Linked DNA regions of Homo sapiens: all the other regions are linked to region 3. Evidence: read pairs that join two places in POLR2A ChIA-PET (ENCODE). Cell type or tissue: GM12878. All regions are shown on one strand. Links, peaks and the distances in the headings refer to the core of each region. The heading gives the core; the rest is flanking DNA.

Region 1 (10,994 bases), core at 4,184-9,183, 170 kb before region 3:
TGCTCATTAAGGTGGCACACAGGCTGCCACCAGTGTACTCACCTGAGGGGTCTGTCCTGCATCCGGGCCACGGGCTGAAGGTCTGGGAATTGTTGCTGATAGGGTTGCTCACGGTGCAGATGTAGATATTGTCAGCATGCTGGGGGCCGAGGGTGAGGGACAGGAGGTGGGAGCTGTTGGCTGGGTTCAGTGGGTGGGTGCCCGCCTTTTCACTCCAGCTGTAAGCCACATGGTCCCCCTTCTCCACTGTGCAGCCCAGTATCAAGGTGCAGGTCCCGTTCTCCTGGGTCTTGTTTAAAACTTTAATTTCTGGAGTGGAGACCTGCTCTGTCAGGAGTGGGAGGAAGGGAGCCATCACTGAAGTGAACCCCTGGGAATTCTCACTTGACCTTTTTGTTAGAACAAAGTACAGCCTAATGGCATTTTCCCTCCCCCTCAATGTGATTTATTTCTAGTGGGGAATCTATTGCTTCACACTGTCCATCATGCCCCACTACATCCTATCTAAGACCACCTTGGGATAAAATAGAAAATAAGAATTTGCTTTTTAGGCCTCTTCTACCAATATTGTTAGGGCTCCACTCGCCCTTCCTGATGTCCTTGACCTAAGTTGCTATTCTCCTGTCTCCTATCAGTGGAGTTTGCTGTCAACTAATCCACCATGGTTTTTAGTTGGCTTACGTTGTTACTTCCTAGACCTAAAAGAATGGCTTTTTAGTGGTGGGATTTCATCTATCGTGATGTGTGTGGGAGGGTGTGTGTGTGTATGTGTGTGCGTGCGCGCGCGCGCATGTACACGGGCGCATGGGTGAGTGAGTGGGTGGGTGTGTAGTAAGTGCTTTTGTGTGTCTGAGATAGTGATAGGTCCTCAATTATAACCATAGGCCTCATCAATCTATCCCACTCTAAGGCCATGAAATAGGCCACATAAAAGGTAAATTCTTGCTTATTTAGCAACTATTATAGGACAAGCACAGTGCTGGTGTTTCACATTCATCATCTTTTTTTTTTTTTTTTTTGAGACAGAGTCTCGCTCTGTCACCTAAGCTGGAGTGCAGTGGCACAATCTCAGCTCACTGCAAGCTCCACCTCCTGGGTTCACGCCATTCTCCTGCCTCAGCCTCCCGAGTAGCTGGGACTACAGGTGCCCACCACCATGCTGAGCTAATTTTTTTTTTTTTTGTATTTTTAGTAGAGATGGGGTTTCACCACCATAGCCAGGATGGTCTCGATCTCCTGACCTTGTGATCCGCCCGCCTCGGCCTCCCAAAGTGCTGAGATTACAGGCGTGAGCCACCTCATCATCTTTTTTAATCTTCTCAACAATTATAACTCTAGTTGTAATTATTCCCCATTTTATAGATGAGAAAGCCAAGTCCCAGGGAGGTGGAATATCTTACAACTCACAGCTTCTAAGTGGCCAAGTTAAGATCTGAACCTAGGTCTGTCTGACTTCAAAATCCAAACTCTTCCTTTGGCTTGAGAAAAATGCCATGGTTGCAGAGACCACATTTTCCAAAGTAAGAATTTGATCACAAGATGTGACAAAAACAGGAAACATAGGAACCAAAGGACAGAATGTCTGGCATCCACACCGTTTTGGAAAATGCATCATGTGCAGCCTCCACGCTCATGGCAGTCGTGCCTGGAGCCACTGCTGGAAATGACTCTCAGGTACCTGGGGGAGGGCCATGGGAATTCCGCAGGCACTGTTTGAAGGAAAGGGAATGCTGGGTTGAGGGAGGATTGGTGAGAGTATTGCTGCCTTCCCTCTAGATATTTGAGAATTTCAAAGAAATGCTGGTTAGGTGGGAATTCCTGTCCCATCCCCAGAGATAAGGAAGTCATTTTGAAGAAGCAGGAAAGCCCCATGTGGCTATCAGGATCCCTGGGAATTCAGATGAGTCTCTGGGCCTAAGAGACACAATCCCTGGGTGCACTCAAGAGGGACTGGTAGTTAAAAAGGCTCAAAAAAGCACTGGCCTTGGATTCAGGTGGACTTGGTTCCTAGTTTAAGTACAGCAACTAAAAGACTTTATAACCAAAGCCTTTGTTTAAATGCCAAAAGGCACTTCTTCCACCAAGTAGGTATGATCTGGTGCCGGAATGCAGGGCTTAACAAGTGGTGTGTGGGCTGAATTTTAGCCATCTTTATCCAGAACCCCCAGTGCAGTGAAACACCTACACAAATGTGTGTAAATGTGCTAACCGCTTCTGGTTAGATTTCACTGTCCTCATGTAGGAGAGACTGGGTTTGATCTGTGGTATTCAACTTCTTTTAATCAGAAAAAAATCCTATTTTCAAATAAAATATTACTTGCAAACCAAGATCCTTGGGTCTATCGGCCCTCCAGCCCACAAGGAGCTGTGCCCCTTTCCTTTGGGAAATGGGAGTAAGAGTAACTAATGCTTAATCAGCTACCATCAATATGCAATTTGGAAAAAAAAATGTCAACCTTTAAAACGTCTTCCATGCAGCAGGTTTAAATACCCCCAAACTAGAAGATCATTCTAGTTACTTCCAATTCTGAATACCCTTTGCTTTTAAGAGAGACCTAAATTCTTGGTCAAAGGAGCACCTTGGCCCTTTAGTGTGGACTGGGGAAGCCGCCATTATTACCATAAAGCCTCAACTGCAGGCAAAAGCGCTGAACTGAAACATTTTTCTCCAGGGTCATAAGGTACCATCCCTCATCCTCCTTCCTGCTTTCCCGTATCCCCAGGGTGAGATTCTCCAGATAAAACTTGTAGCGATCTCCTAGATAACGTGGAGGGCCTGCTTCGGATGGATCAAGAGACACTATTTTGTTCTCGACACTGTTCTCCAGTGATTTTGCCATTGTGACGACAATGTGGATGCTTTTGTTCATGCTCTTATTTATCCTTTCATATGTCAGGGGCAGCAGCACTTTGCTTCCCAACTGCCGGAGAATCTTTGGGCAGTTCATCATGCGCCCACCTGTGGGAGGGAGGAGAAGAGAGTCCCTTATTATTAAGGCCTTTAGACAACATCGTGTCAGCAGATCAGGAAGGACAGACTGGAGGCTCTCCCTCTTCCTCTTTGGCTATCCCTGGGGTTGCCAAGTCCTTCGTGGTCTATAAGAACTGCCTTGAGGATCCCCACTATATTCTCAATACTTCAAAACTGTCAATAGAAATCTTCAAATTACTTAGGATAGAGTTGTATAGATTAACTAGAGTACTGGGTCTTTATCAACTCAGATTTATTGTTCAGGCATCTAAAAAGCACAGAGAAGTTAAATGGCTTCCCTAACTAGTAAGTGGCAGAGTCAGGATTAGAATTCAGTTCTGCTAATTCCTCTACCAGGGTTTTTTCCACCATTGAATATACAGGATGAAGGATGGAGAGCAAATAAAAGTGATTCTGAGCTCATGAGCCCAGGAAGCATTTCAGATCATGAGGAAAACAGAAAAATCTGAGGAATGTGGAGTCAGGAAGTGATAAGCCCAGTGTTCAAACTGTGGAATCCTCTCTCTCCAAACACCCTGAGATAGTTAATAATGTCGACAGTGAGATATTACTGTATTTCTCTTTTCCAAAAAAGCTGAGCCAACAACAAGGTTAAAAAAAAAAATACCAAGAGCCTTTCAAACCACTATGAGGGTTCCTGCTGCTGATTATTTCACACCTCCTCTCTCCTCAAACCCACAACCTGCCTTTCCCCCTCCTCTCTCATGTGACGACTTTGCTTTTTGTTTCACTGAAGTATAAAATAGAAAACACAAAAAGAGAACTTCCACTTATTACCACCACTAAATCAACCTACCTACCTGGATGGATGGTCTACATTCCCACTTAAGTCGAGCCTCTTCCTCCACGGAGCACTCACCTACTTCAAGGCTTTGTTTCGGCAATTGCCTCTGTCCCTCACATTATCAGGTTTTTTTTTACTAGGTTATTTCCATCAATACACAACATATAAACTTGTAGTTTCCTTATATTAAAACTATCTCCCCTGATCCCAGGTCCATCCCCAGATACCTCTCCATTTCTGTTTTCCTTTACAGCAAAGTGCTTTAATGTGTGTTTATAGTTTCTTTTCCCATTTCCAGACCCATTTTTCCTTGGACCCACTATAAACAGGTGTTCTTCCCCACTGCTCGCTGGAACCACCTTTGTCAAGGTCACTGTCTACTCCACTAAGCCAAGTCAAAGTTCTTATCTTACTTGCTTTCTCAGGGGTACTTGACATAGTTCATCCATCCCTCCTTCAAACGCTGTCATCATTTGGCTCAGGGAACAACATACTCTCCCGGTTTTTCTCCTATCCTATATAGGTTGCCTCTGCTCAGTTTTCTTGGCAGGAGCCTTCTGCTCTTCTGGACTTCTAAATACTGGAGCATCTCAGTACTCGGAGTTCTCATTCTCATCCACACTCATCCAGTTTCTCACCCAATTGCACAGTCTGACATATTTCTGGGATGCTACAGGGTTATATCTCCCAACCAAAACCTTCACTGCACTCCCAACTGCCTACACAAGACAGGACTTGGAGGTCTAAAGGGCATTTCAAACTTAGCAAACAAACTCTTGGTTCCAGAACACCTTCTGCAAACATTATAATTCAGCCAATTTGTCAGGCCAAAACACTGGAAACATCCTTGATTCCTTTCTTTCTCGCATACTCCAAACTCAATTTTTTTTTTTCTGTGAGATGGAGTCTTGTGCTGTCGCCCAGGCTGGAGTGCAATGTTGCGATCTCGGCTCACTGCAACCTCTGCCTCCCGGGCTCAAGCAAGTCCCCTGCCTCAGTCTCCTGGGTAGCTGGGATTACAGGTGCCTGCCACCATGCACTGCTAATTTTTTGTATTTTTAGTAAAGACGGGGTTTCACCATGTTGGCCAGGCTGGTTTCGAACTCCTGACCTCAAGTGATCTGCCCGCCTCGGCCTCCCAAAGTGCTGGGATTACAGGCATGAGCCACTGTGCCCAGCCATACTCCACACTCATTTTAACAGCAAATCCTCCTGGCTCTGACTTCAAAATATGTCTGGTATCTGAACCCTTTTCACCTCCTGCATTTCCACCACCATCATCCCAGGCCTGGGTACTGCCGTCTTCTTCCAGCTGATCTCCCTGCATTCATACAATAGATGGAATCATCTTTAAAAACCATGTCCTATTTTGTCTCTCTCCTGCTTTTAAATTTCTGTGGCTTTCTAGCACCGATAGAATAAAACCATAGTCCATTATTGATATGGCTTCAAAGGCCCTGCATGCCCAGTCCGTGGCACTGTTCCAACTCCATTTCCTGCCCTCCTCTTTGCTCACTGTGCTACGGCCACACTGGCTCCTGGCTGTTTCTTAAACCCACCAAGAACATTCCTGTCTCAGAACTTTTGCTTTTGCTGTTCCTCTCTCTGAAGAATTTCTTCCCTTCCATACCTGGGTAGCTCATTCTTTCACTTTATTTTAGGTATCTGCTCAAAACAGTTTCTCCTCCAAGAGGCCTCCTCTGACCATCTATCTAAAATAGCTTTGTGTTTCTTTCTGCACTTATCACTGCATTATATTATACTGTATATTTGTTTGTTTTATTTTTGTCTCTCCCACTAGAATGCAAAAGCCTCAAGAGGAAGAACTTCATTTTGTTCACTATTTTGACCCCAAGACCTACAAACAGGTGCTATGTGCTTAGTATATAGGAGGCATTTAATAAATATCTGTTCAATGAATGAATGCTGAAAACCATAATACCTGACCAAAGCCTCTTATTTAGGTTATTAGGTTTGTCATATATATATATATATATATATATATATATATATACACACACACACACACATATATATATATACACACACACATACATATATATATACATACACATATATATATATCTGAACTTAACCATAAGCTAGTGTTCATAAAAGAAGGAGCCCATGACTCAAAGAGAGCATAGATTGTTCTAGCTGATAAGAAAGTCAGAGAGTAAAATAGAACCATCAGCTTAAGTAATGCAGCTACCTAGAAGAGACTCTTTCACAACTGACTTGTGGCTAAGATGAGCTATTGGAAAATTGGACACACTGGCCCAAATATTCTTGTCACCAAAATACCCCGAAATCCCCATGTTGCTCAGTAAAGGGCTCAGCTAATAGTAGACTAGAGATTCAGTGATTGGGGAAGAAGAAAAAGAAGTCTATCTGGGCTAAAATCTGGCCTAGAGTGATTGAAATTCTTAATTGTTGAGGAAAAGTGAGAAAGGCAATTAGGCATTTGTCTTTTAAAATATTGCGAATATATTAAGCTTAAAACAGAGTGCTCTCCCCTGCTGCTTGATGACATGAGGAACATTATAGTTATTGTGGTGGTGGTGGTTGTTTTTACATTAATATACTGGGAAGCATGTTGGATTTTCTTCCACCACACTTATGGATGCCTGACTGTCTAGATAATGTGACCCCTTTGGTGGCTACATACCTGACTTGTAGGCACAGTACCTAAAAGAGTAACTTCTTGAATCCTGAACCTAAACTTCTGTGTATAAAGAAATGAGAAAAAATTTAAAGCCATATGTGCAAGTATGAACTTCCAGACTTTTGTATAAAAAGTTGTATAGATGAGCGTATACATATTTTTCTGGGAGCACATCCATAAATGCCATCTCTTAAAGGGATCTGAGATTCAAAACAAGATTAAAAATTGCTAGCGTAGTGTTGATTTTTAAAGACCAACTTTGATAGGGAGAAAAAAAGAATAAAAAATCCCATTTTCAGGCCATAACCCATCGCCACCACTCCCCAAAATGGCTCCCATGCACTCCTTCCCCACCTAACCTTGCACACTCTTTGCGCCATGGTTGCTTTCAGAACTTGGAGTTGATTGGGGGAGGAGAAAGAGGGATATAAGAGAGGTAGGGAATAACCAAAAAAATAAAAAAATAAAAAAATAAAATAAACGAAAGAACATAGAAGGAGAAAGAGGAAGAGGAAAAGGGAGGGGTAGATGAGAGAGGCTGAGTGGTTTTATGCACACTCAGTCATGAGGAGTGGAACCAAAACTTCATCAGGAAGAGACCCTTATACCCCACAACCCACATAAAGAATGATGACGCAATACCTGAGTGTGTGAGTGTTGGGGTCTGGAGGGGGTACTTGAGATCACCCTCACATAAGCACAAGGTGGAAAAATAAGTGGGGGCTTTAAAGTGGTTCATAAAACCCCTCGAGTGGCGTCCCTGCTCCTGAAACATCCTGCTAGATGAGTGTTTTCCAGTGTGTCTGTGATTCAGCCAGCCCTTATTTACTAAAAGAGTCTGGGAGGAAACATTTGTAGCTGTTAACACCAACTCACTTTCCTTCATGGGTAATTCTACTTCGAAAAATGAGTGATTCACATGGGCCTATGGAGTTTGGTCAAAAATTATTAATAGTAGGATTTAGCCAACCCTCTCACAAGATGGGCTTCTACCTAATGATAACTCTTTTTGTTTTATTGTATTATATTTTTTTGCCTAGCCCTGACACTTTCATATGTGCTTTTAGCATCTTGCTACAGTATTCTTTCAGGTACAGAAGGAACAGAACTTACAGACCCCACAGTTCTTTTGGTAAATTTAGGCTCAGAAAGAAAAGACATCTTGTCTGTGTTTGCTTTTTAAACTGTATCCCCATCAGTCAAAGTCCTATTTTTATTATTTGGCACTGCTGGGTCTTTCTATCTTAGACTATTAGTATGTACGTTCCCTAGCCTTAGAGGCTATAACCACTCTTTATTTGCCTAGCTAACAACTTCCATCTTTCTGGTCTCCATTTTGACATCTCTTTCATAGGGAAGACTTTCCTGACTCCTGACTTAGGTTGGGTTTTCCTGTCACAGACTTCCAATGGACAATGAACGCACTCCTTCATATCATTCATCACGTGTTCAACTCTGGTTCAATGCCTGTAATCCCCCACTCTTATAAGCTTCCAAGAGTAGGGACTGTGTCTGTTTTATTCACTACAGTATCCCTAACACCCACCTGGGACATAGTAGGAGCTCAGTAAATCCTTGTTGCCCAAGTGAATTAATAAAACAGAATGGGATGAATGAAAAATGAGCAAATGACAACACAGAGTCCAAGTTCTCCTCCCTCCAAAAGCAGAATGTACTCTGATTTGCCTTTATAGTATCCCTAAGAGGTATATTATGGAAGAAAGTGGTGGGGACCCTTTTCCCCACTTGCCAGCTGAGGACATGGAAGTGCCTTAAATATAAACCCTAGGTTTCAGGTACAACAGACAACTTGCCAAGAACACTTGAAACCCTTTACCTCTGCATTTGTGCCTCCTTCTAGAACGCTCCTTCTCAAGTTCCATAAAAATCAAGCCCATCGGACCCATTTATTTGGGGCTAAGTTTTTAATATTCATTTTTATTAACTTTATCCCAAATGTGCACATGAGATATACTGGATTAGAGTTAAATTTCTTATTAAATGACTCACAGTAAATAGTAAATGCTTTGGCCCCCCACTTCCCCCTAGGATGATGTGATAAGAGCAAGGTCAATTGCTCTATGTGAGTAAACAGACACTCCATAGGTAAGAAACAAGGACAAATTATTTTCCCTACCTATAAAAGAGGGAGGAGGCAGCTATCCCCCCTCCCCGTCTTAAAGGTCTGCTCCTTATTCCAACACTTTGGTAGGTAGATAAATCTCTCCAGGAGCCAGATAGTCCGTTACATGTCTTGGCTTTTATGGCAAGTCCTGGGACTTGACTCCAAGTTCTGGGGCTCATTCCTTCTTGCATGCTGCATAATGATGGCACAAGCTTATGCTGGCCTGCTTAGGAAGATAGTGACTCCAGGCTTCATGGCACCCTGGGCGCTCTACCTAGGGACCTTGTTCAGGCTATAACCATTTGCTCCTCTCGGGAAAAATTTTATTATTCGTTTGGATCAGAGCAATTACCTATGCAAATAACTACAGATTTAATTCTTATGGTATGAAAAAATGTCAGAGCTAGTACTCTTCACCAGGACACTGAAAAGTCGAGAGAAGTTTTATTTCCCCACCCTCTTTATCTCTGATTTCTTCTCTGCCATGTTAAAAAATTGATACATAATAGATGTATATATTTTCAGGGCACATGTGCTGTCTGATACACTCACATGTTGTGTAAAGATCAAATCGGGTTAATTGGGATATGTATCACCTTGAGTATTTCTCTTTTCTTTATGCTAAGAACATTTGAATTATTCTCTTCCAGTTATTTTGATATGTACAATAGATTATTGTTAACTATAGTCACCGTACTGATCTATCAAACACGAAGACCTATACATTTGGAAAGACACACAAGAAACTGGTCACAGTGGTTGCCTCCAGCATGAGGTATGGAAGGGAAATTAGTCTTCACTAAATACTCTTGTGTACTGTTGAAGTTTCATAGACATGACATGTTTTATAGATGTGATAATCAATAAACAAACTAGTTAACAAAAAAAAATTAAATGAACATTTGCATGATGAAAAAAAGTTTTCATTTTCCAAATTCCAGGTCAAATACTTCTTATATGCCCTCTACGTTCTTCTGTGATTTTTATCAGTCTCTCACCTTTTGGACATTTCTATACTTCAATTTATTCCAATTCAATTCAACTCATATTTTTCAATTATAGATAGCACATTCTAATTTTTACCATGGGACCTGGATACAAATTTTGGCATTCTCTCCACCCCTGCTTCCCAAACATAGGCTTGTCCAGTTTTACTCATTGAGGCCTCTGGAGTCAGGCAGCTATGTGAGCGCAGAGAAATTGCTAAACTACTCTGTGCCCCTTTCCTCATTTATAAAGTTGTAATGGTACCAATAATACATACATTTCTTATAGGGTTGGTGTGAAAATGAAATGACTGACACACATAAAGCATTTAGAACAGTGCCTGGTATATGGCAAGTATGCAGTATATACCAGTATTATTCACTCAACAAATATTTGTGGACAGGCTCTCAGTACAGACACAGTGTCAGGTGCTGGGCAGTGGCTGTTGTTCATTTTGTTTTCCCCACACCTTGCACCCTTGCACAGTGGCTGCCACATCATGTGTCCTTAATAGTTGCTGAATGGGATCATTCAAAGTCAAATCTATGGATTAAACCAATTAGCCCTGATACTCTGATTTCCAGTCCAGTGAGGGAGACAGTGAAAGTGACAGCATCACATCACAGTATTAATATTTTTGAGAAATAGAAGTGCCTAGATTGACATCTTGGGATAGAATGGGCCACTGAACACGCAAGGTTAGGCCAAGTCTAGAACCCACGCACTTGTCCCTCACCTTCCCCCAAAGTGTGTGAAGGGGGTGCAGAGGAACTGCATGGAGGAATAAAAAAAACTCATTGACATAAGGTCATCAATTATAACAAATGTACCATCCTGGTGGGGGATATTGATAATAGGGGAGGCTATGTATGTATGGGGCAGAGGGCATATGGGAAATCTCTGTTCTTTCTGCCCAACTTTGCTGTGAACCTAAAACTGCTCTAAAAAATAAAGTCTATTAAAACAAATCTCATCGGGGGAAATGAAAAATTCACTTTACTTGGGGAAGGGACATGTGGACTTTTTGATTTTTACAATTCTGACTGGGAATTAGAAGTTGAGCTGAGTAGAAATGAGAATGGGAGTGGATGCCAGTTTTACAAGAATCAAGCTTCTTGCTTGGGCAAATCTGTCATGACTAACCTGCCCCATTTGCAAAGCATTTCTGTCTGGGTTTTATTGGGGCTTCACAAAAGGGTGTGTATTTAAAAATAAAAACACTGAAAAACTTTTGTGAAGATTCAAAGAAGAAAACATGCAATGAAGTGAGCAGCCTCCGATTGGATAGACTTGCCTTGTGGGGCTGGGTTGCTTCTCCCTGACCGGCGACTTCCAAAGCCTCAATAAGACGAGCTATTGGTCAGCAGTGCCTAAGATGCTATGGGCCAGGCTGGCCAAGAGGCTAGCAAGCACAGAGATGGAAAAGTCCAGTTCACAGTTC
Region 2 (10,994 bases), core at 2,879-7,878, 81 kb before region 3:
AAACTCCTATAATTCTGATATAACAGTGTATATTATTAGTAATAATTATAATCATTAAATTATTGGGTGCCACAGAGGTAACAAATTTCTTGGTCAATTGTGTCTTTGACTGTGGCTGCCCTAAGACTTCTTATTATTTATATAGACAATTGTTGTCTTGTTTTTATCCCCTTAGAAGGTGGTTTTATAATCATCTATAGAACTCTGACAGGTGCTCTTGAATGCAGATTCTTAATAACTTTGGAGACTGTGACAGTAGAATAAAGGAAAAACTTTTAGGACTCTCATGGATACCTGAAATGCTTATGAGTATCAGGCAGAACAGAAGTTAACTGCATGGACTGAAGTAATACAACACTGAAATAATCCATCTATTTATAGCTCTTAACAATTGAGTAAAGTACACTCCTATAAACAAAGTTTAGAGCATATTTCTCTCTACTGGATTTCTCCAGGATTTGGAAACTACTTGTGAGTATTCTTAACTTATGGCAATATAGTTATTTGCATAAGTACAGTAAGAATCTGTTTTCTTTTGCAACAAAACACAATTGGAGAAACTGGATATTTTACCAAGGCTTTGACTGGAATGGTGTGCTTTCCTTTAAAGAATCAAATTTGACTTATAAAGCCAATAAAAGCTCTTTGGGAAAATTGGCCTCATACCTTATCTACACAGTCCCTGTACAGGGTTCCAGTCCTGTAGTAAGTAAAGAATGTCACTTTCTGACAGGCCCAGGAGACCCAAGTTATCTTGGGACCTCAAAAGGAGAGAAATTTACTCAATTAATATAGATATTTGATGGCACAAACCCATAATTGGGCTCCAGGCTTTAAAAACATCTTATCTGAAATTCCTTATGAAACAAAGTTCTATCAAAGACAATTTTAATAGGAACCTATATGGCAAATAATTACTCTTGCTGTGCTTTATGCAAGTAACAAGCCAAGTATAATAATACTAAAGCTTATTTTACAAACAAATCTGCCCTATTGTAATTTGTTTTTAATAAAGATCAGGACTAGAGAGAGAAAAATTATGTTTCAAAAATGATGGTACACCTGTTATTAGATTCTAGTCTCATCAGTTGTTTTTAAGTTAACTCTGCTTATCCCTTTGAACCAACCAGTAATCTCTGGCTGCAGGTCAGAAGAAACAAGAAGGTTGAGTCATGTAATAACCTGGATTCATATTTTAAATCTGGGTTTTGTGTTGTATGTGCCAAAGTTGCAATGCATATGCAAATTGAGCACTAAAACGCAAGGTCCATTATCAGTTTTTATAGTTTGTGGAAGGTCTAAAGTCATAATGGATTCAAAAAGATGAGCAATCGCATCTTTAGTTTTTTTTTCAGGTCTGGGGGATACCATGTATTAAGCCCATATAACTGTTTACAGTAACGTGGAGAAATTTGAAGCATCTAAAGGGTGGATATTGAGTAACATTAGTTTGCCAAATAGCATTAGGTACTAGACCTTGTAGGTTGGCACCAAGTCCTAAGGAAAAAGCGGATAGAGAATGTCATTCGCAATCAGGGTAGGTTTTAATGATCATGCGAGCTTGAGCGAGCATCAAATGAAACTGTTGTTTAAGACTGTGGGCATTCTGGTGAAAAAAGGAATGATTAGCTTGAGCTCGCAAAAAGGCAGCAGAGTCTGCAAACCACATTTGTGGTTGTACCAGAGCATCGGCTCAAGCGTTTCCTTCTGACAAGGGACGAGGTAGCCTACAATGAGAGGGATTGTGTGTGATGTAAAGAGGGTGACAACAGGCATAGAAGAACTCTTGTGCTTCGAGAAATAAAGCTAGTAGGGGTTCATTAGTAATGCTCTTCACATATGCAAGATCTAAATGAGTAATATGATCCACTGCATAAGCGGAATCACTAACTATATTTATGTCTTGATGAGGAAAAGTTTGTAAGGCCAATATTAGGGCACTTTATTCCGCCCGTTGTGTGGTTTTGAAATGTTCTTGGATTTTGTGCTACCAGTTTTGCATGGCATCTTGCCACACTATAGGTGCCTTTCTAGTTTTTCCTGAGCCATCTGTAAAGACAATAGTGGCATGAAGCAAGGGCTTAGAGACAACAATAGATACAAATTTAACAGGCACATTTGTAAAACCTTCAGGAGCTTAGAGGCTGATAAATGGAAGCTGATGTCACCAATACAGTCGGCCATTGCTACTTGCTAATCAAGATCACAAGCTAGGAGAGTATGAAACTATTACTTGCTTAAAGGTAGGAAAAGAGTAGCAGGGTCATATTCTGACAATTGGATGCAACGTCAGCATTCCTTTACAAGAAGAGAAGCTATTAAATCTGTGGTCTTTTGTATGTGTTTAGAGGGGTTATGAGACAGGTAAGGGCAATGGCTTTTTTACTGGGGAGAAAAAAGCTCCAGTCCATCCTCATCACTAGAAAAAGTTTTTTCTTTATGCCCCACAGAAGGGAGTGAAGTGGGGGGAGGAGCTCCTCCCTGTTGTTCTTGTTCCTGTTTTTCTTTTCTCTTTAAAATTTCTGAATTCCCTTCAGGTGGAGAAAATGGGCGGTCTGACTTACCACGATCTGACATATAAAGGGGGTATAACGCAGATCATACTCCAGGTGGTCAAAATGGTAACATTAGTAAAATGGCCCTGCTCAAATCCCCTTTTCAGGCAACCACCCACCTGCTCCCATGACTTTAAGTCTAATATTCCTTGATTAGGGAACCAAGGGCATTCCTGCCGAACTAAAAGCGTAAGCGTATGCAAAGCTTCAGACTCTCTGGTGCACTGGATAGCCTTAAGCAATTGTCTCACCATTTTAAAAAATACTTTCTGCTATTTGGTCAACTTCTCACCCGTGGTAACCCGAGCCCTGGTATTATACACATAGGTCCTGTCCTCCTGAAAACGGGTCAGGACTGGCCAGGCGCAGTGGCTCATGTCTGTAATCCCGGCGCTTTGGGAGGCTGAGGCGGGCAGATCACCTGAGATCAGGAGTCCGAGACCAGCCTGACCAATATGGAGAAACCCCGTCTCTACTAAAAATACAAAAAAAATTAGCCAGGCGTGGTGGCGCATGCCTGTTATCCCAGCTACTCAGGGGGCTGAGGCAGGAAAAGTTGCTTGAACCTGGGAGGCAGAGGTTGCGGTGAGCCGAGATCACGCCATTGCATTCCAGCCTGGGCAACAAAAGTGAAACTCCATCTCAAAAAAAAAAAAAAAAAAAGAAAAGAAAAAAGAAAAGAAAAGAAAATGGGTCAGGACTGTCCCTTATCGGTATTCCCTGAAGATTGGTATGTCATCCTGCTCCACGAGTAATTTCAAGGCGATCACATCGGAGTCACCACTTGCAGCTTGCTCTGCAGTGAACGCCGAGAAATAAGTATTGAGACAATTACAGCTGAACGGGGCAGGGAGGAGCTCCTCGAGGGAGTGCTGCTCCAAGATCTGTCCACCAAGTGTCTGTTGAGAGGCTTGTTAAACTACAATTCAGACCAACAAAAGACATCCACCAGGTGGCTTTTTGCAGTCGTGACATGAGGCACATATGGCCTTGTTTATTACATCTAAAAGCACTCAAACCGCCTTCTTAGGAGGCTGTGTTCAGCGCCCCTTATCACACATTCTGCTCCTTGTCCTGTTTTCAGGGTCAAGGAGTTATAGTCTCATGCACAAACAACACACACACAGTGCCTCAGTTATTTTTTCAACCTCAAATGCCTTGTACATAAGCTTGAATATGTTGTTGTGTGCCCCCTACACTGGGCACTTGTTGGAATTGGCTAGCAACCCCAGGCATGCAAGTCTTAGCAGGCATGAATGTAACCACCAGCTACCTGGATGTGTCAGCAGCCTCAAGATTTTTTGGAGCTGCCCTCACCTCCTTGTTTCATTTTGACATCTCTACTTGTCCTTTTTGGTCCATGTCTTCTATATCTAATAACCTGATTTGTCTCCTCTCCAGGGCATCAAGCTCCAGATGATCCTCAGTGAGGAATACATCCTCTCAACATTCAAGAGTTATCCTTCTACACTGGACCCTTACACTGCCCATTAGTGGGACATGACAGAGGTTAAATCCTGCCCCTTTCTCTGTTGGACTTGGCTGGAAACTGCTTTCATGAACCCACAGAGTCACCTGCCCTAACAGCTAGCAGGAGGCCAAGATTCACAGAACAACAACCACCGGCCCTCTGTGAGCAGGGAGCAGTTTACAGAAGACTGGTGTTTGTCCATTTTCCCCCAAAATTTGGGGTACTGGACTCTTGACGGGGGGAATGTTACAGTAGGTAGTCAGGCAGACATGAGCAGGGCAGGAGAGGATACCCCCTAGGAATGTCAGGTAACCATCAGGTGATGGTCAGACAGTTGTTAAGCTGTCTCTCTAAAATAATAGTCACAGCCAGCATGAGGGAAAGGCAGTCTCCCAACAGATAAAGCAAAACCCAAAGCTGGTGATCAGCAGTTTCCCATTAAGATCTCAGGAGTTGGGCGAGTGGGCTCACACATGCGTACTAAAAGGCAAAATGGCAGCATTTAACTGGTATATCACTTTCCTCTAGGAACACTCAAATGGTAAGGGAAGAACACCTCAAGTGAGCATGCATACAACTCCAGTGAACACACTGTGCTCGCAGCCCCTCCGAAGGGCTAGCAGGCCACTGCGTGTGCAGACAGCCCACCCCAAGGGAAGAATCAGGGGAGAAGGGATGCAAGACCCCAGAAGCATGCTAACATATAAAACACCAAGTCAAAGGTCAAACAGTGCACTTGGTCTCTCAAGCCACCCGCTTCCAAATGTATTTTGATTTTAATTCCAGCTCCAAAGCTTTTTAATAAGCTTTCACTCCTACTCTAAAGCTTGCCTTGCTCTCTCCCTCTGCCTTATGCCCCATGGTTGAATTTTTTCTTCTGAAGAGACAGTAATTGAGGTTGCTGCAAACCCATACGAATTCACCACCTCTAAAACTAAGATGCAAAAATGACACCTGCCACCTCTGAGCTCCAGGTTCCAGAGGGTAAAAGAAAATGGAGGTTGAAGAGCCCAGTCAGAGGACTATAGTCCTCCGGTCGTGAGTGTTCAGAAGGTCTACTGCCCAGTGTTTTTGCTGAGTCATTTGAGGTTTTAGTCAGCATAGAATAATAAAACCTATTTTCAACCCCACTAGGACTAGGGCCACTACTATTCCTGGCTGGCTTATCACTGGTTCCAATGTAACCAAGTGCCCCCATTATTCTAAGAGATAATTTAATTGTTGTTATGTGTTTTTTTTTCCTTTTCTTTTTTCTTTTTCCCTTTCCCTCTACTCCCTACTTAGCCCTTTCTGAAATGCAAAATAACCTCTCACCAGACACTCCCTACAGGGCAAGTTCACCTATGTGCTCCAAGACAGATCTGTTGATTTGCAGATCAAAGCATGTCCTTATGGAACTCCTCCCTTCGGGCGGTTGCCTCAGAAAGGCATGTGGAAAGCATGCCTATTTGGTCACTTTTACAACTTACTTCTGCCCGGGAAGGCACCAACTCAACTGTTCAGTATTTAACTGCCCAGTAGCAGGGAGACCCCCCTGCCCTTGCTCACTTCTTCCTTTACCTTATAAAAGTGTTCACTTTTTGCTCCAAAGGCAAAGTGGCACATTTAAAGGAGGATACTTCCTGCCCTCCTCCCAGACTTGTTTTGGAAATACATTCACTTTTCTTGTGCCAGGCCTCGTTCTTGTTAACTGTGGCGAGCGACTAACCTGCTTTTCAGTTATACCAGGAGGGGGCAGTACAACACTGCCTGAGTAGGCTCCAGCTTGGAGGCCATTCCCCAGGGAGACTAAAAGACCCGAGGGACTCAGGACGATTTCCCAGGGTAAATTTAACATTTAAGAGACAATAGAAAAAAGGGATCCTGAAGAGGAAAATAAGGAGGATCAGTCAGATAGCAAGGAGAAGGTGGTCTCAAAATTTGAGAGCAAAAATTTCAAGACTATATCCAGATTAACAAAAAGTGCTTCCATTTCATTTAGCAATTGTGTAGTCAGTAGCCACCTTGGCCATGATGAGAGCCATTTTAGTGGAGGCAGAAGCCAAATTCTCCATTTCTCTCCTCCTTTTTTCTCATCCCCACTTCTCTTCCTTTCTCCCTGTTGGATATTTCTTGAGCTGCATCTGGAGATGTAGAAATGAAAGTCATAATATTGCTCTTAAGCAACTCACAGTCTCATGGAGAAAACAGAGAAGCAAAACATTGAGAAGCTGCAAAATGAGAAACTGTGGTGTCACATAGAAAGGGTGCCTAATGCAAACTGTGTATGATCAGAGGAGGTCTTTGTAATGAACATGTGTAAAATCTTTTTTTATACACACAAAAAAATCAAATAACAATAGGGTTTTTTGTTTGTTTGTTTGTTTGTTTGTTTGTTTGTTTGTTTTTTGAGACGGAGTCTCACTCCGTTGCCAGGCTGGAGTGCAGTGGCACAATCGGCTTACTGCAGTCTCCACCTCCTGGGTTCAAGCGATTCTCCTGCCTCGGCCTCCCAAAGTGCTGGGATTACAGGCATGAGCCACTGCGCCCGGCCAAAGGGTTTATTTTTATACCTTTGCTACCCAAAGAACTTGGCCAGTTCAGGAAAATGAGGATATTTCAGTGTGGCTGAAATAAAGACTGGATACAGAAAGCAGGTCCCGTTTCCAGACTGGTCCAGATCACTAATGTTTTAGTGTACATGATGAAGGGTTTAGATTTTATCCTGAAGGCTCGTGAAGGGAGCTAATTAAAGGGTTTTGAGCAGATTAGTGATATACTGTGGTTCACAACTTAAAAAGAATATTCTGGTAAACAGGAGAATGAGACCACAAACAAGGGGGGACATTTTAAGGCTATTGGGGGGATCCAGCCAAGGCCTTCATTATTGCTCAACTTGGCTGAAGCAGAGGTGGTGGTGTGAAGGGCAGGGGTCAGAATGAGCAGAACTTGATACCTGGTTGCATATGGGGGTAAAGGAAGAGGGAAGAGGAAAAGTCTGGTTCCTGGCTTGTGTGGTTGCATCAGTGGATAGGATAAGGGACAAGTTGGGACATGAGAGATGATAAGTTCAGTTTTGAATATATTAAGATTAAGATATCTAAGAGGCAGATGAATATATGTATCTGGGGCTCAGGAGAGAGACCTGTGCTATGTGCCAGCATGCAAATAATTATGGCACACAAATTCTTACTCAGAAAGAATATGTAAAGTGAAAGGAGGTTGGGGATGGAATCCCCTGGTAATACCAACATTTAAGGGATGGCAAAGGATGAGGCATATGCAAATGAGACTGACAAAGATTTACTAGAAAAGAAGAAAGAAAATTAGAGCATTTTGGCCAGGCGCAGTGGCTCACACCTGTAGTCCCAGCAGTTTGGGAGGCCAAGGTGGGCGGATCACGAGGTCAAGAGATCAAGACCATCCTGGCCAACATGGTGAAACCCAGTCTCTACTAAAAATCCAAAAATTAGCTGGGGGTGCTGGTGCGCACCTGTAGTCCCAGCTACTCGGGAGGCTGAGGCAGGAGAATCGCTTGAACCCGGGAGGCCAAGGTTGCAGTGAGCTGAGATCGTGCCACAGCACTACAGCCTGGAGACAGAGCAGGACTCCATCAGATAGATAGGTAGATAGATGATAGATAGATAGATAGATAGATAGATAGATAGATAGATAGATAGATAGATATAGATAGACAGACAGAGAAAGAGAGAAAGAAAGAAAGAAAATTAGAGCATTTTAAAGGAAATTAAAGAATCTGAGGAATTAAGATGTTAATGGTGTTGAGTGCCTGCAGCTTTTACAGGCTCAGGATATAAGTGGCCAGTGGCTCTACCAGTGTCAGGTATTCCTTTATAGCAATGCAAATTGAACTAATACAAAAAAAATAGAACTGAGGAGTTGGGCATTGCTGTAAAGCAATTGCTGAAATGTGAAAGTGGCTTTGGAACCTGGTAATGGGCTGGGGTGGGCAGAGTTTGGAGGGCTCAGAAGAAGACTAGAAGATGAGGGAAAGTTTGGAACTTCTTAGAGACTTGTTAAGTGATTATGACCAAAATGCTGACAGAACTATGAACGGTGAAGGCGAGGCTGATGAGGTAATAAGAATGAACATGGTAAATAGAGTCAGTAGAGAAAGACAATAGGAGTGGTACCATGGAGAGCCAGATAACATAAAGTTCTGTGGAAGAAATTATAAATGGGTCAAATGCATCTGCTTCTGGTGAGAGCCTCAGGAATCTTCCAATCATGGTAGAAGGTGAAGGAGGAACAGGCACGCTACATGCAAGAGAAAGAGCAAGAGAGAGAGGGGAGGAGGTTCCAAGCTCTTTAAACAACTAGTTCTTGTGTGAACTAATTGCTGCAGGGAGGACACCAAACCATTCATGAGGGATCCAACCCCATGACCCAAACACCTTCCATTAGGTCCCATCTCCAACACTAGGGTCACATTTCATTTGGAGGGGACATACATTCAAACCGTATCATCCCTGAACTTGCAAATTAATGTTAGAAGTGAGAGATTTCTTGAGGAATACCCACTAATTTCACATTTGACTAAACTTTGAAGATTCTTTCTGGAGGTTGAGGGAGTACACAAAGAGGTACCATCACCTCCTCCCCTTTTGGATCTTACAGAATTGCAGGCACACTCGATCATCAGAGGTGGGGATTCATAACAAGTAAGTTAAAACTACTTTTCTGTGGTGGTGGCAATGTACTGTAAGAGATTAAATTGCATTCAGTTATTACACTGTTCTCTTGGTTACCCTCCACTGTTTCCATTATTTGAGAAGAACTTTTTATAATTCTGATTATGCTGTTATATTTTCAGGAGGCAAATTCCTTACATGATCCAGTAAACATATCATCTTCCTTTTGTGCTGGTCTAACACCATGCCTTATATCTTAGTTCTTGCAGCAGTTGTATCCACCAGTCAAGGAGGAAAATAATAGTTTATCAGGTCTGTGGCTGGTGTCCATGAGTCTCAAGTATTAAATTATGACGGTTACATGCATTCTCAGGAAGGCTTTAACATCAGTATAAATATTTCACAGAAAATTGGAAGAAGTATTCTATTCAAGATGTCCGAACTTTGGTTAAATAGTGATTAAAATATATTAGTGGCCAGGCACGGTCGCTCACGTCTTTAATCCCAGCGCTTTGGGAGGCCAAGGTGGGTAGATCGCTTGAGCCCAGGAGTTTGAAACCAGCCTGACCAACACAGGGAAACCCTCATCTCTACAAAAAGTACGAAAATTAGCCCAGCATAGTGGCACACACCTGTAGTCCCAGCTATCCACGAGGCTAAGGTGGGAGGATCACTTGAGCCTGGGAGGTCAAGGCTGCCGTGAGCCATGATCATGCCACTGCACTCCAGCCTGGGTGACAGAGCAAGACACTGTCTCAAAAAAAAAAAAAAAAAAAAAATATATATATATATATATGTATGTATATGTATATATGTAAGGTATTCAAATATTCCTGTACTTTTTTTAGCTTAAAATTTAAAGTTCTCTATTTCACGTTTTAATGTCAAACTTAGTTATTTTACAGAGATAGTTGTTGGGTTTTGTTTGTTTGTTTTGAGACAGTCTGGCTCTGTCACCCAGGGCTGGAGTATGGTGGTGCAATCATAGCTCAGGACAGCCTCGAACTCCTGGGCTTAAGTGATCCTTCTGCCCCACCCTTCTGAGTGGCTAAGAATACGAGTGTCCACCACCATCATGAGCTATTTTTTTAAATTTTTCTATAGAAACAGGATCTTGTTACATTGCCCAGGCTGGTCTTAAACTCCTGGCCTCAAGCAATCCTCCCTCCTCAGCCTCTCCAAAGTGCTGGGATTACAGGTATGACGCATCTAGCCTAAAGAATAATTTTAGATGATAATTGAGTGCAAAATCACATTCATAAGAAGGTGGCTGCACACTATTCACAATAGCAAAGACATGGAATCAACCTAAATGCCCATCAATAGGTAAAGAAAATGTGGTACACATACCCCATGGAATACTATGCAGCCATTACACAAGTTTACCTGTGTAAAAAACCTGCACTTGCATCCCTGAACTTAAAAGTTAAAAAATGAAAAGAAGGTGACTGCTATGCTTGCTATATAACATACTCTAATTATGGGCGTTTTGAAAAACAAGTGATTATTGAAATGCTATTTTTTAAAAATTATTATACTCTTAAGTTCTAGGATGCATGTGCAGAACGTGCAGGTTTGTTACATAGGTATACACATGCCATGATGGTTTGCTGCACCCATCAACCCATCACCTACATTTGATATTTCTCCTAATGTTATCCCTCCCCTAGCCCCCTACCCCCCGACAGGCCCCATTGTGTGATGTTCCCCTTCCTGTGACCATGTGTTCTCACTGTTCAACTCCCACTTATGAGTGAGAACATGAGGTGTTTGGTTTTCTGTTCCTGTGTTAGTTTGCTGAGAATGATGGTTTCTAGCTTCATCTATGTCCCTGCAGAGGACATGAACTCATCCTTTTTTATGGCTGCATAGTATTCCATGGTGTGTATGTGCCACGTTTTGTTTATCCAATCTTATCATTGATGGGCATTTGGGTTGGTTCCAAGTCTTTGCTATTGTGAACAGTGCTGCAATAAACATAACATGTGCATGTGTCTTTATAGTAGAATGACTTATAATCCTTTGGGTATATACCCAGTAATGGGATTGTTGGGTCAAATGGTGTTTCTGGTTCTAGCTCCTTGAGGAATGGCCACACTGTCTTCCACAATGGTTGCACTAACTTACACTCACACCAACAGTGTAAAAGCATTCCTATTTCTCCACATCCTCTCCAGCATCTGTTGTTTCCTGACTTTTTAATGATCACCATTCTAACCGGCATGAGATAGTATCTCCTTGTGGTTTTGATTTGCATGAAATGCTGTTTTTAAAACTACACTAGTTGTTTACAGTACTGTTAAGGGTGGCTTAAATAAGCAACAACAGTTTCTCAAT
Region 3 (9,208 bases), core at 478-5,477:
GGCTTTACTATTTTGAGGTATATTCCTTCTATGCCTAGTTTGTTGAGAAATTTTTTCAGGAAGGGATTTGGACTGTATCAAGTGCTCTTTCTATAACCATTGAGATGATCATATGGTTTTTATCCTTCAGTCTATTGATGTGATGTATCACATTTATTGATTTACATACGTTAAACCATCCTTGCATCCCTGGGATAAATCCCACTTGATCATGTATTATCTTTTTGATATGCTGTTGGATTCTGTTTGCTAGTATTTTGCTGAGGATTGTTGCATCTATGTTCATCAGGAATATTGGCCTGTAGTTTTCTTTTTGTTGTTGTGTCCTTGTCTGATTTTGGTATTAGCATAATGCTGGCCTCATCGAATGAGTTAAGGAAAATTCCCCCCACTTTGATTTTTAAGAATAGTTTTAGGAGGATTGATATTAGTTATTATTTGTATATTTGGTAGAATTTGGCTGTGACTCCATCAGTCTCGGGCTTTTCTCTGTTGGGAGACTTTTTTATTACAGATTAATTTCACTACTTGTCGTTGGTGTCTGTTCAGATTTTCTATTTTTTACTGATTCAGTCTTGGTAGGTTGTATGTTTCTAGGAATTTATCCATTTTCTCTAGGCTTTTCAGTTTGTCAGAGTATAGTTGTTCATAATAGTCTCTGACGGTCTTTTGGATTTTGGTCTTTTGTATTCCTGTAATGTCAGTTGTAATGTCTCCACTTTTTCTGATTTTGTTTATTTGGGTCTTCTTTCTTCTTTTCTTAATTAGCCTAGCTAGCAGGTTATTAATTTTGTCTGTCTTTTCAAAGAGCTAACTTTTTCTTTCATTGATTCTTTGCATTTTTTTAGTCCCTACTTCATCGAGTTTTGCTCTGATATTTATTATTTCTTTTCTTCTACTAATTTTGGGCTTAGTTTGTTCTTGCTTTTCTAGCTCCTTAAAGTTCATTGTTACATTATTAATTTGTGATCTTTATACATTTTTCATGTAGGCATTTATTTCTATAAACTTCCCTCAGCACTGCTTTTGCTGTACTCCATAGCTTTTGGTATGTTGTGTTTTTTTTTTCATTTGTTTCAAGAACTTTTTTTAAATTTCCATCTTAATTTCTTTGTTGACCCAATGGTCAGGAGCATGTTGTTTAATTTCCATGTATTTGTATCATTTCCAAAGTTCCTGTTAATATTGATTTCTAGTTTTATTCCATTGGGATTGAAAAGATATTTGATATGATTTCAATTTTTTAAAATTTGTTGAGACTTGTACTGTGGTCTAACAAATAGTTTATCCTGGAGAATGCTTCATCTACTAATGAAAAGAATGTATATTCTGCAACTGTTGGATAGAATGTTCTGTAAATATCTGTTAGGTCCATTTGGTCCAAACTCCAATTTAAATCCAATGTTTCTTTGTTGATTTTCCATCTAGAAGCTCTGTCTAATGCTGAGAGTGGAGTGCTGAAGTCCTCCACTACTATTCTGTTGCAGTCTCTCTCTCTCTGTCTCACACACACACACACACACACACACACACACACACACACACTCTTACTCTCACTCTCTCTCTGGTAATATTTGCTTTATGAATTTGGGTGCTCCAGTGTTGGGTGCATATACATTTAGAGTTGTTATATCCTCTTGCTGGATTGATCCCTTCATCATTACATAATGGCATTCTTTGTCTTTTTTTTTTTTTTTTTTTTTTACTGTTTTTGACTTAAAGTTTGTTTATTTGATATAAATATAGCTAGCTATTCCTGCTTGCTTTTGGTTTCCATTTGCATGGAATTGTTTTTCCATTTCTTTACTTGTAGTCTATATATCTTTACTGTTAAGGTGAATTTTCATGTAATTAACATATAGATGGATCATGTTTTTAAATCCATTCCACCATTCTACATCTTTTAAATGGATAATTTAATCCATTTACATTCAGAGTTACTATTGATATGTGAAGCTTTTTCCTGTATACTGTTAATTATTTTCTGGTTGTCTCATATATTCTTTGTTTCTTTCTCTCTTATTGTTTGTCACTGTGGTTTGGTGGGTATCTGTAGTGACATCATTCAAGTCCTTTCTCTTCACCCTTTGTGTGATTGCTTTACAAATGAGTTTTATACTTCTGTGTGTTTCCATCATGGTAAATGTCATCTTTTGCTTCTGGGTTTAGGATTCCCTTGAGCATTTCTTGTAAGACCCCATCTAGTGGTAACAAATTCTCTCAGCATTTGCTTGTCTGGGAAACGCTATTTCTCCTTTTTTATGAAGAATAATTTTCCCAGATATAGTATTTTTGGTTGACTCTTTGAATATATTATTCCATTTTCTTCTGGCCTGCAAAGTTTCTGCTGAGGAATCCACCATTAGCCTGCTGGGCTTTCATTTATAGGTGGCTAGATGTTTTTCTCTTACTGTTTTTATGATTTACTCTTTGACTTTAGATAGTTTGACTGTGATGTGTCATGGAGATCTTTTTGCATTGTATTTTCCTGGGAATTGCTGAGCCTCCTGTATCTGGATGTCTAAGAGTCTTGCTAGACTTGGGGAGTTTTCTGCTATTGTTTCATTAAATACATTTTCTAATCAGCTCTTTGTCTCTTTGCCCTCAGGGATGAAATAATTTGAATATTTTATCACTTTATGAAGTCCCAAATGTAACAAAGGTTTAGCTCATTCTTTTTTATTCTTTTTATTTATTTATTTTTTGTTTGGCTGAATTATTTCAAAAGACCTGTCTTCAAGTTGTGAGATTCTTTCTTCAGCCTAATCTAGTTTATTGTTGAAGCTTTCAAGTATATTTTGTATTTCCTTCAGTGAAATCTTCAATTCCAGAATTCTATTCATTCTGTTTTTTAAATATCTATCTCTTTGGTTAATTTGTCATTCATATCCAAAATTGTTTTTCTGATTTCTTTGTATTGTTTTTCAGAATTCTCTTGTATCTCACTGAGCTTCTTCTTATTTTTTTAAGTTACTTTCATGGGGAGGTCTTTTTCCTGAATATGTGTCTATTGTGTTGTTGGGGTAGGGCACTCTGGCTTTGATTCTGGGTGCATGCAGTAGTATAGTATTTGTATGATTTATTTGGCTGTAAATAACATTAGTGGTATCTGTGATTTCCTCAGTAGGTCAGAGTGTGTTTATTAGCAGAGGCTGTGGTGAAGTTGCGCTGAGGATTGAAATGTCAAGTGGGCCAGTCATCAGGCCACAGTGGTGGCAGCATACCTATCTTTGTGCCTCAAGGCAGTGTATGCTGTCACTTGTGTTTATGCTTATCAGCAGGTCGATTTTTAGGTCTCCAGGTGGCTTGCTCAGATACCGATAATGGCAGCAGTGGACTGAAGGGTGGTGAGCAGGCTCTCAGGCCCCCTGGCAGTCAGTGTGGCATGGGGAATGACAGTAGTGGGATGATTCTCTGGGTCCCAAGCAGTGTGCATTGATGTTGATGGTGGCTGCAATGGCCTGGGCAGACCAGTCTCCAGGACCACAGGTGGCACTTGCAGGTAGGTGGTAGTGGCTGGGAGTTAGGCCCACCCTAGGCCCCTGTGGAAAAATGCTCAGGTGCCCAAGGCAGTGGATTGGGTTGGGCAATCCCCAAGATGCTGGCCTATGTGTTCTCTTTCCAAGGGGGAAGGGGGAAGCCAGGCTGAGTGGGCTTGCACTCAGGCCCCCCAGTGGTGAAAGCAAACACCAGCTATGGTATGTGGAAGCAGGGCCATCCTCAGGCCCCAGGCAGAGTGCTCAGGTGAGGACAGTAGCCGCCACCGTGAGGCCCTGCCACTGGAGAAGGTGAGGCCAGGTTCAGTGGCCACAGCCTTGGATGGCAGATGGGGAATATGCATCCCTCTCAGCCTCAGTCCTAGGAGGGCTTCCCCCAAGCCAGCACTAGCTGCAGGAGCTTTTGCCCAGCTTGCAACCAAGTTGCAGCAGCAGCTCACAGCCCACTACTTTACCCAGTCTCAGTCACAGCAGCATTCACTTCCTAGGACCAGAAACTGCAGCCCACACCTCTCTTGCTACTTAGCTCTACCTGCAGAGTGCTCCCAATCCATACTCTAGTCTTGGCAGCAACAGTTTTAGTTTTCCTAACACCTCAGACCCAGCACTGTTGGGCCCCAGGACAGCGTGCATTCTGCCAAAGGCTCAGTTTGAAAATGGTCCCTTACTATAACTGCAGAGGTCTCAGAAAGAGTATGGAACCCAGCAGGAGCTCCCTCCCTGGAGCAGTTCCGCCCCACAGTCTCCCAGCAGCTCCCTATGGTAGTTTCAGGGATTGGGAGGGTCAAAGGGGTCTCATGTGGCCAGGACTGCATGATTCTGCAGTGGGATGTGGGCCACTGGAGGTCTCTCGCTCACCTCTATTGGGAAATCACTCCCAGCTCCCAGCAGATCTCAGCCAGGGAGGCTGTCTCTGTTCCTTCTCCTTCCCTGCTTTTAGTGTTTCCTGTCACATCTCTGTTGAATTCCAGCATTCTCCCTTGGAAAATGTATTTGAAATATGACTGTTTGTATACTACTTTTGTTCTTCTAAGTAGAGGAGGTAGGCATTAAATGCTTCTAGTCAGCCATTTCGAAGCCCCTTCTCTTGATCTTTTATTTTTAAAAACAGACATTCTTTTTCTCCAGGAATTTCTCTCTCTAGGATAAATATGACTACTATATTGATCGTTTTTCACCTAATTCCATATACACAGATGTCAAAATTAGAAGACACACCCGTAAATTCCTTACATGTTATATAATCGCCATAATTCATGTAACGGGTCTCCTACTTGTAGAAATATTGTTTCTGCTTATAGAAATATTGTTTCCAATATTTCCTCTTATAAACAATGCTGCAATGAATATTCTTGTGCACCTATCTTTTCACGCTTATGTGACTAGGTTATATTCTGATGGATAAATCTAGAATATATATATGGGGTCAAATTACTGAATCTAATGGTATATGCATTCTTTTTTTTTTTGAGACATCATCCCACTACATCACCTAGGCTTGCCTCCAATTCCTGGGCTCAAGTGATCCTCCTGCCTCTATCTTCCAAGTAGCTGGGACTACAGGTACTTGCCACCATGCCCAGCTTTTAAATCCTGAATTTATTATTATTATTATTATTATTATTATTACTACTACTATTACCAGTATTTCATAGAGACATAGTCTCATTTTGTTGTCCAGGCTAGTCGCAAACTCCTGGACTCAAGCTGTCCCCTTCCCTCAACCTCCCAAGTAGCTGGGACTACAGGCATGTGCCACCATGCCTGGCTTTAAAATCCTCAATTTTTATTTATTATTATTTTATTTTGTAGAGACTGGTTCTCACTATGTTGCCCAGGCTGATTCCAAACTCCTGGCCTCAAACAATCCTTCCACCTCAGCCTCCAAAGAAGCTGGTATTACAGGCACCACTGCACCTAGCTTAGTATATACATTTTTAATGTTGCTAGATATTGCTGAATTTCCCTCCGTGTTATCAAGTAATCCTCCCACCAGCAATGTTTGAGAGACACCATTTCCTTATATTCTCAATAACAAAGTATTGTCAAACATTTCTTTGTTGATAAATTGAGTAGTTACAATAGTATTTCATGGCTTAAATTTATATTTTTCTTATGAATGAGATGAGCATCTCTTCATGTTTTATGTTTTATGTTTGTTTTGATAGACAGTCTTGCTCTGTTGCCCAGGCTGGAGTGCAGTGGTGCAATCTCAGCTCACTGCAACCTCCACCTTCTGAGTCCAAACAATTCACCCGTCTTGGCCCCCGAGGAAGTTGGGATTACAGGCATGCACCACATGCCTGGCTAATTTTTGTATTGTTAGTAGAGACAGGGTTTTGCCATGTTGGCCAGGCTGATCTTGAACTCCTGGCCTCAAGCAATTCACTCTCCTCAGCCTCCCAAAGTGCTAGGATTATAGGCGTGAGCCACTGTGTCTAGCCATCTTTTCATGTATTGAATAGCCATTTGTATTCTCTTTTCTGTAACTCTCTATTAATATTCTTTACTCATCTGTATTAGTGTGATAGGGATGCCATAACAGAATATCCCAGAATAGATGGCTTACACAACAGAAATTTATTTCTCACAATTCTGGAGACTAGAAATCCAAGTTCAAGGTGTTGGCAGGTTCGGTTTTTCCTGGGACCTCTCTCTTCGGCTTGTAGTTGGCCACCTTTTCACTGTGCCCCCACAGTCATTCCTTTGTCTGTGTTGTCTATGTCCTAATCTCTTCTTATAAGCACATCGGTCATACTGTATTAGGGTTCACCCTAACAATTCCATTTTAACTTAATTACCTCTTTAGATGCCCTGTCTCCAAATACAGTCACATTCAGAGGTACTCGGGATTAGAACTTCTACATATGAATGTTGTGGGAGGACAGAATTCAGCCCTAACATTCTACCCTCTGGCCTCTCAAAATTCATGTCCTTCTCACATGCAAAATACATTCACCACATTCCAACAATACCAGAAGTTTTAACCCATTCCAGCATCAACTGTAAGTCCAAAATCCATCTAAATATTATTTAAATCAGGTATGGGTGAGACTTGAGATATGATTCACCCTGAGGCAAAATTCTTCTTCAGTTGTGAACCTGCAAAACCAGAGAAGTTATCTGCCTCCAAAATTCAATGGTGGAACAGGTATGGAATAGACATTGCCATTCCAAAAGAGAGACATTGGGAAGAAGAAAAAAGTCACAGGTCCCAAACAAGTCCAAAACCTAACAGGGTAAATTCCATTAGATTTTAAGGCTCAAGCATAATACTCTTTGGCTCAGTGCTCTATCCTCTGGGCCCACTGGAGTAGCAGCCCCACCTCCTTGGCCCTGAGCGGCAGTTCTGCCCCCTGGAACCAAGGAGGAAACCACCTCACCCTACCCAAGGCTTGTGCCCTCTAGGCCTATGGTGGCAGTGGCAGCTCTGCCTACTTCTGAACTGCCTGTGGGGTCACTCTTCCCTTTTCTTGAAGGATAATACATATTTGCAGCTGTACAGCTGTATTGACTTATTTCATAAAATCCCAGAAGCCTGACACACTCCTTCATTTGTCCTGTCTCTGTCCCTTACAGTCCAGACTGGCAGCATTTCTGCTGAGGTGGTCAAATCTCATAACCTCTTTAGCAAACATTGCCAAGCCACAATCTTTGTGTTCTCTCCAGACACACTTTCTCGTTTTTCGCAATATGAATAGGTGACATTTTTTCAAAGCTTTAAGTTCTGGCTCCATCTTGCTTGACAATTCCTTATTTAACCTCTCTCTCTCTTCTCACATTTTATATAAGTAGCAAGGAGAAACTAGGCAGTGCCTTCAGCTCTTTGATTAGAAATCTCCACAGCTAAGTACCCAAATTTATCACTTAAACATTCTGCTTTCCACAAAACACTAGAATACAACGTGGCCGAGTTCTTTGCCACTTTACAACAAGTATGCCCTTTCCTCCAGTTTCCAGTAACATATTTCTAATTTCTGTCTGAGACCTCACCAGCAACACATTTAATATTTATATTTTTACCAACATTCTGCTCATGATCACATATGTATATCTCTAAGGTAATAGCAGCATTCCCTGCAGTGTTCCTATTTTCTTTCTGAGTGCTCACCCAAATTTTCGTTAACATTCATGTTTCTACCCAGAGTCTCTTGAAGACAATCTAGGATTTTTCTAGCACACACCTCAAAATTCTTCCAATCTCCACCCATCAGCCCATTCCAAAGCCACTTCACATTTTTAGATTTTTAGAGCTTCATCCCACTTCTGGTATCAAAATCTGTGTTAGTTTTCTAGGGCTGCCATAACAAAATACTGCAGACTGACTAGCTTAAACAACAGAAACGTATTCCACATTTCTCCAGAACACAATTCTGGAGGCCAATGAAGGTATCAGCGGCTTGGTTTCTTCTGCGGCCTCTCTCCTTGGCTCCCACATGGCCACTTTCTCTCCATGTCTTCACATGGGTGTCCCTCTGTCTATATTGTCTGTGCTCTAATCTCATCTTCTTATAAGGATACCACTCATATCAGACTAGGGCCCACCCTAATGGCCCCATTTTAACTTAATTACTTCTATCTCCAAATATAGTTCTATCTTCAAATACGGTCACATTCTGAGGTGCTAGAGGTTAAGACTTCAACATCTAAACTTTGCAGAGACACAGTTTAGCTCATAACACCATCTTTCTATCAGATAATTTGACCGTTTTCATTGATTTGTAGGGTATTCTGTATCTATTAAGGAAACGGAATTCTGTGCAGTTAATAGAATTAGAATGAATCAACTCCACATGTGTTGACAAATGACGTACAATAATTTCCAAGATATATTGTTAATTTTTTAAGGTTCAAAACAGTGTGTAAAGTATGCATATATCTGTCTATATCTAGAATACCTCTGGAAAGATCAACAAGAAACCCATAACAGTAATTGCCTCCAGGAATAGTAATTCTTGGGGAGATGAAATAAATGGCTGGAGGCTAGAAAGCTTACTTTTTTCATTATGTAGCTTTGGTATTTTCTCAATTTTTTTTAATGTATTACCTATTCAAAAGAAGAAATATTGGGCCAGGTGCAGTGGCTCATGCCTGTAATCCCAGCACTTTGGGAGGCCAAGGCAGACAGATCACCTGAGGTCAGGAGTTCGAGACCAGCCTGGCCAACTGGTGAAACTTCATCTCTACTAAAAATACAAAAATTAGCCGGGTGTGGTGCTGTGTGCCTGTAATCCCAGCTACTCAGGAGGCTGAGGCAGGAGAATCGCTTGAACCCAGGAGGCAGAGGTTGCAGTGAGCAGTGATCACGCCACTGCACTCTAGCCTGGGTAACAGAGTGAGACTCTGTCTCAAAAAAGAAATATAACTTAATGAAACATTCACACATGTGCACATACATGGTGAGCAGTGGAGATGGAACAAAAGGAAAGGAGAAGACAAGGAAGAAGATCTAGAAGCACAATGCATCCTAAATTCAGACCAAAGACACGGGCAACTCAAATTCTAGAAGCAGAGGTCCCCACTCCATAGCGTTTGGGGCTGGGCCATTCACCTATTTATTCATTGAACATTCATGAGTGTTTTTCATAAGGCAGGCTGGGTGTTAGATGTTCAGACACAGGAATCAGCCCTGTCATCAAGGAGTTCTTACACTGGTCGGGGAGAGAGAGAAGTAATCAGACTATTAGTCATGCTGAGTCATGGTGATAACA

The links. ChIA-PET counts read pairs that join two places held together with the same protein. Peaks named below come from ENCODE experiments on the same cell type or tissue, not always from the same donor. Only the 100,000 strongest peaks of a DNase experiment are listed, where the experiment ranks them.
Region 1: POLR2A ChIA-PET joins it to region 3 with 8 read pairs; 2 of 35 experiments call an interaction of 5 or more read pairs at or near these places.
Region 2: POLR2A ChIA-PET joins it to region 3 with 7 read pairs; 7 of 35 experiments call an interaction of 5 or more read pairs at or near these places.

What each region holds. Positions count from the first base shown.
Region 1 is chr1:160,634,571-160,645,564 of GRCh38, forward strand. It overlaps SLAMF1 (signaling lymphocytic activation molecule family member 1), which reads right to left. Exons shown (of 7, transcript NM_003037.5): 2 at 2,621-2,959; 3 at 43-327. Among named protein-coding and RNA genes, the nearest start is that of SLAMF1, 7.0 kb to the right of the region's middle. RefSeq lists an enhancer at 6,000-6,159. In GM12878, for the core only: no CTCF peak of the experiment used is centred there; no DNase peak of the experiment used is centred there; H3K4me3 peaks cover 4,808 bases; H3K27ac peaks cover 4,727 bases.
Region 2 is chr1:160,721,241-160,732,234 of GRCh38, forward strand. No RefSeq gene overlaps it. Among named protein-coding and RNA genes, the nearest start is that of SLAMF7, 13 kb to the right of the region's middle. RefSeq lists enhancers at 4,786-5,528, 5,004-5,153, 5,529-6,272, 5,864-5,963, 6,004-6,053. In GM12878, for the core only: a CTCF peak has its summit at 5,758 (motif pointing right); a DNase peak (open chromatin) is centred at 5,782; H3K27ac peaks cover 2,700 bases.
Region 3 is chr1:160,804,238-160,813,445 of GRCh38, forward strand. The region is part of intron 2 of LY9 (lymphocyte antigen 9); the gene reads left to right. Among named protein-coding and RNA genes, the nearest start is that of LY9, 13 kb to the left of the region's middle. In GM12878, for the core only: no CTCF peak of the experiment used is centred there; no DNase peak of the experiment used is centred there.